2 separate regions of the Homo sapiens genome follow, and region 2 is linked to region 1. The links are chromatin contacts, found by Hi-C or POLR2A ChIA-PET in ENCODE. All regions are on one chromosome and are shown on one strand. The core of a region is the stretch at or near the end of the contact, and the rest is flanking DNA. Distances in the headings are between cores, read along the strand shown.

Region 1 (2,700 bases), core at 33-2,532:
ACCACCACGCCCAGCTAATTTTTGTATTTTTAGTAGAGACGGGGTTTCACCATGTTGGCCGGGATGGTCTGGATCTCTTGCCTCGTGATCTGCCCGCCTCGGCCTCCAAAAGTGCTGGGATTACAGGCGTGAGCCACCATGCCCAGCCTCCTAACTCTTTATAAACCAGAAAACATTTCTTAGAACTCCCTCCCCATTCCCTCTTATTTTGCATATGGCCAGAAATGGGCACAACCACGTCCCTAGATAAATCACTGCCTGGGGGAATGGAGCCATTAGAACTGGCTGAAAATGCTGAGGTTTGCCTCTGAGCCTTAGAGGAGATGTGTGGACACCATGACAAAACTAGGGCTTTCCCAGCAAAGGAGAAATTGGGGAGTGGCGGTGGCTGGCCGTGCGGCATGTGCGTCGCACCAAGTGACATGCTCCAGTTTGCTTTGGAAGCTTTTCTGTTCTTGTGAAGGTACTGATGGCCTTTCCCTGTTCCCCTTGCAGATGAAGTGGGAGTCCCTCAGTCCCTGACATTTCCCCAGCCTCACAGAGACGTGCAGAGGCCACTGATCGTGACGTGAGATCTGCCTTCAGTGGCTCCCTGTGGCCAACAGGCGGGCTGCGTCAACTGTCGGGCACCAGCCTCGTCCTCTTCGACATGCTCCGTGCATCCTGACAGGGTGGTCTGTAATTTCAGCCTCAGAGGTCAGGCTCTCACGCCCTTCCGAGTGGAGTGCCTCGGCAGCGGGTTGTTATTTCAGGACGCCGAATCAGTCTCAACACTGGGGGCCAAGACTCTTCACAAATGTGTCTTCCGGGGAAAGGTTTATCCACCAGGACGCCCCATGTGTTTGTGAATCTGACTTGGGAATCTCCGGTGAAATGAGGTCCATTTCAGTCATATCTGTTCTTATGGTTTAAACTCCGGCTAACATTTCTTTATCTCGAGTGTCTGGATGAGATGAAGGCTGTAGGGCTTACAATACATATCCAGCAACGCTAAGGCGTCTTGGAATTTTGGTGGAAAAGATGATGCGAGCCATCACGATACTCAGAGCAATTCTCCTGTCTTTTGAAAAATAGAATTTGCTTCCTGCCACAGCCCCAGGTGTCCTGATCAGATTAGAAGTACTCCAGTTTATGTCCAGCCCAGATTTTGAAAACTGATCTGCTGTGACGATCTCCTGGTTTTCTAATTTGCATGTCTCCCTGCTTCTACCCAATGTGGTGAAGGCCGCTGCAATCACCCAGCCCCATCCGAGGGAAGGCAGGGAAGGCGGATGCAGGCCTGGGCAAGTGCTCTGCAAGCTTGCTCTCTTTGTGTCCTGGATGAAGTGAGCGTCTCTCTTCTAATCCATGTAGACTCAGCATCTAGGAAGAAGCAAGAGTCGATTCTTTGTAATACAGGCTGAAAATCTCCCAATCCTTTGCTTCCTACCTTGTTTTTATCTATAAACTTGATTTTCGTTTCCTCTGAAAATTCCCCATCAAACCAAATCCTTCTCCCCTAATTCCTCCCTGCATTTAACACGATTCACCTTTGCCTGTGTGTTGTAGGATAAACAGCCCGCTGCCTCAGTGAGAAGAATGACAAACAGAATAATTTAAAAAACAACCAACTGACAAATCTGAACAAGCTTTGGTGGTGAGGACCCGATTAATTACACTTGTCCACACCCAAGCTTGGCAGAAGGGGGTGCCCTGGGAATGTCTGCAGAAGCCAACCCCGTGCCTGAGGGGTCAGGGGTCAGGGTTGACAGCCCTTCCCTGAAGCTGGATACTCCCAGCCCGGGAGTAACTCCAGCCTGAAAGAGAACTAATTGAGGATGCTTCTTCTAAAGGTAGTGACTGCTATGTTCTGTCTGCTGGGTTCCCTTTAGAGTTCATGGGATACATTCCATCCAGTTGCAGGGCAAAGAGAGGGCCTTGGGGTAACCATTAGTTCTAGGCATGGAAACCTGGGCTTACAAGCAAGTGCTCAACCGGGTGCAGCCGAAAAAGGGAGAAATCCTGGAAATACAGGATAGTCGAGTTCCTCCTGGGAGCTTGGCAGTCATGATTTAGACAACATGCACCTAAGAATATGCTGATTTTACAAATACCTCAGCTAACTTGTGGTAGAAATACCAGATACCATGTGGGTCCCCAGCTGCAGTACTAATAGGCTAGGCTGCCTATTGAAGCCATCAAAAGTCACTTACACTGTGTAATATGGGAGACGCCAAATGCTTACTAGGCCCCCCACCCCAATGTCCTTCCTCTTAACAGGACACAATACCTCTAATGCCTGAATCTTTTATTTAAAGGAGCTAAAAGTGAAGGAAGTCCACAATTAAAACACAAATATGGGCTGGGTGTGGTGGCTCATGCCTATAATCTCAGCACTTTGGGAGCCCAAGGCAGGAGAATCTCTTGAGCCCAGGAGTTTGAGACCAGCCTAGTCCACATAGCAAGACCCCATCTCTGCAAAACAAACAAAAAATACACAAATGTGTTACACCGAAGGGCATCACAGAACCCCATAATCATCCATTAAAGATCACTGGAAATGTTGTTTATCTGAGGAGGCAGCTAGTCATAGGGGGGACCTCTTGAATAAGGGCCAGGAATCTCCCAGTTTTGAAGGAAGGTTCTGGAACTCTCTGGTAGTTTCTTTCTTTTTTTTTTTTTTTTTTGAGACGGAGTCTTCCTCTGTCACCCAGGCTAGAG
Region 2 (2,700 bases), core at 200-2,699, 48 kb before region 1:
AGTACACACCTTGTGCTCTCTAAAATCACATGCTTTTGGAGGAGAAAGATTGTGAAATCCTGCGGAAAAACTCATTTGGATGCCAGCAGTTTGGCCACAGCAATCAAAATACCACTTTATATTTGGGTAATGCTCTGTGGCTTTGAGAGCACTTTCTGATAAGTAGGTTAGTGAGGACATGTGTGAATCAACACAAAAGATACTTCTTCTAGCCTGGATGTTGCACTAGAGGTAGGAAACAACCACACAGCCTTCCTTTGGAGCAAATACTGGCTCCTCTGGGACACTTCAATTTGTCACCGACTGGTGGAGGGGGAGTCTGGAAGGAGGCTGGTGACACAGGCTTGGGCTGCAGTGGCCCAGTATGGGTGAGGCCAACTGGGTGATGGGGGCATCCGGTCACTGTCAAAGCAAAGGAAGAGGAGGCAGCTCCAGGCTGGCTATCTCCCGAGCCCCAGTGAGTCTCCAAGTCAAAGCCTGAGGCAGCACCACAGGATGGCCGGGTCCCCAACTCCAGAACTTTCCCTGGCTGCCAGATGGGCAGCATTCTTTGCTTTATAGTGAGAAAGTGAGGCCATCAAACCTTATATAATTGATGTCACTGTTGAGGGCCCTGTGACTACCATGGCTGTTGTCTCCAATGTGTCTTCCCTGTACAGTGTCCCCGGGGTCCTGGGGAGGCCCAGGGGTGAGGACTTTCTCTGGAGCCTGAGGAAATGGACGTGGGACCTGAGTCAGGGTGTGGGAGAGAACCTGTGAGCTTGCTGAGCTTCCAGTGGAACCAGGCGAGCAAAGAGCAAAATGCCAAGGTATGGAGCATGCCATACTCTAGGTGGCAACTTTTCTTAAAAGCCACTTTAGGCCAGAGCGGCAGTGGACACCTGGAGCCCCAGCACTTTAGGAGGCTGAGGCGGGTGGATCACTTGAGCCCCGAAGTTCGAGACCAGCCTGGCCAACATGGTGACACCCCGTCTCTACTAAAAATACAAAAATTAGCTGGGCGTGGTGGCGAGCTCCTGTAATCCCAGCTACTTGGGAGGCTGAGGCACAAGAATCACTTGAACCTGGGAGGTGGAGGTTGCAGTGAGCCGAGATCATGCTACTGCACTCCAGCCTGGGCAACAGCGTTGAGACCCTGTCTCAAAACAAAAAAAAAAAAAAAAAGGAAAAAAAATCCTTATCTACAAGCCATCAGAAAGGTGGGGACTCCCTTTCCTCCTCACTTGGCTCCCTACAAATAAACACTTTGCTTTCTCCCACTATCCAGGTCAATATAAATATCTGGTCTTACCACACCAGGGAGCCAACCCCAGTTCAGTTCTACAACACTACAGCGACTTCTGCCATTTTTGCAGATTAGAGCATGAGCCTCAGGCTGTCAGCGGAGAAGGCAGGAACCTGTTTCTCCGGCTCTGGCTTGGCTCCGTTCTGGGGCTGCTTCCTCCTGCCAGCAGCCCAGGTGAGCAGCCTGAGTTCGGGAGTGGTTTCTTGGCAGTGAACCAGGCACTTGGGGACTGAAGAGAGCAATTTACCTTTTCTAGGTTCTTCCACCTCAAGGGCCTCCCAGCAGCCTAAATAAGTTGCTACTAAAAAGTTCCTATAGCACTTTACAGTTTACAAGATGTTTGAGCAAATATCAATTCAGTCCTCCAAACGACATTATGAGGCAATAATCTGATGTTAATGTACCTACTGTGGGTTGGCAGATGCTTCCTTACCTTAGTGATCAGGTTTGCTATTTTGCAGACAAGGAACTGGGAGGTCCAGCAAGTAACAGAGCTGGTGAGCAGCAAGGATGGGACTGAAGTTCAGCTCTGCTTTATTCCGAAGCTCATGCTCCCCACCAACCCAGTGTGCCGCCTCTCTGTATAATTCTCGGAACTCGGTTAGTTCAGACATGCAAGGGTCTGCTCCCATGGGAGGTGGGGTACCTGCATCCATAATAGGTTGATAATTATTTTACTTATTTTATCTTTATTTTTTTGAGACAGAATCTCAGATTGTCACTCACGCTAGAGTGCAGTGGCGCTCACTGCAACCTCCACCTCCCAGGTTTAAGCGATTCTCCTGCCTCAGCCTCCTGAGTAACTGGAATTACAGGCACCCACCACCATGCCTGGCTAATATTTTATATTTTTAGTAGAGACAGGGGTTTTACCATGTTGGCCAGGCTGGTCTTGAACTCCTGATCTCAGGTGATTCGCCTGCCTCAGCCTCCCAAAGTGGTGGAATTACAAGCATGAGCCACTGCGCCCTGTCTGATAATTATTTTAAACCAATACCATGGAAATTGAATATCTAAGAGCAAACTTGGTTTTAAAAAAAATAAACATAGTCCAGATGCGGTGGCTCACACTTGTAATCCCAGCACTTTGGTAGGCCGAGGTGGACAAATGACCTGAGGTCAGGAGCTCAAGACCAGCCTGGCCAACGTGGTGAGACCCCCATCTCTACTAAAAAAAAAACAAAAAATTAGCCCGGTGTGGTGGCGCATGCCTGTAATCCCAGCCGCTCAGGAAGCTGAGGCAGGAGAATCTCTTGAACCTGGGAGGCGGAGTTTGCAGGGAGCCGAGATTGTGCCACTGCACTCCAGCCTTAGCTGGAACAAGAACGAAACTCTGTCTCAAAAAAAAGATAGATAAACATAAGACAAAAACCGAGAGAAAATACTTCTAGATACTTCTAGTGGAAATAAAATTT

Evidence for each region. Hi-C counts contacts between places; a loop is a spot of excess contacts on that map. ChIA-PET counts read pairs that join two places held with the same protein, here RNA polymerase II (POLR2A). Pooled maps may share reads with other maps.
Region 2: a loop to region 1 is called in a map of PC-9, with 4 times the contacts of the local background. The contact joins two enhancer-like sites. A Hi-C loop is called at or near these places in 1 of 168 maps with a recorded cell type or tissue (PC-9) and 1 of 50 pooled maps. POLR2A ChIA-PET finds 5 or more read pairs at or near these places in 4 of 52 experiments (A673, H1, RWPE1 and 1 more).

What each region holds. Positions count from the first base shown.
Region 1 is chr10:34,904,738-34,907,437 of GRCh38, reverse strand. No RefSeq gene overlaps it. Among named protein-coding and RNA genes, the nearest start is that of LINC02635, 67 kb to the left of the region's middle. Within about 2 kb of position 1,282, at least 4 of the 41 ENCODE cell types and tissues checked have a DNase peak (open chromatin) inside an H3K27ac peak, as active enhancers do.
Region 2 is chr10:34,953,065-34,955,764 of GRCh38, reverse strand. No RefSeq gene overlaps it. Among named protein-coding and RNA genes, the nearest start is that of LINC02635, 19 kb to the left of the region's middle. Within about 2 kb of position 1,449, at least 4 of the 41 ENCODE cell types and tissues checked have a DNase peak (open chromatin) inside an H3K27ac peak, as active enhancers do.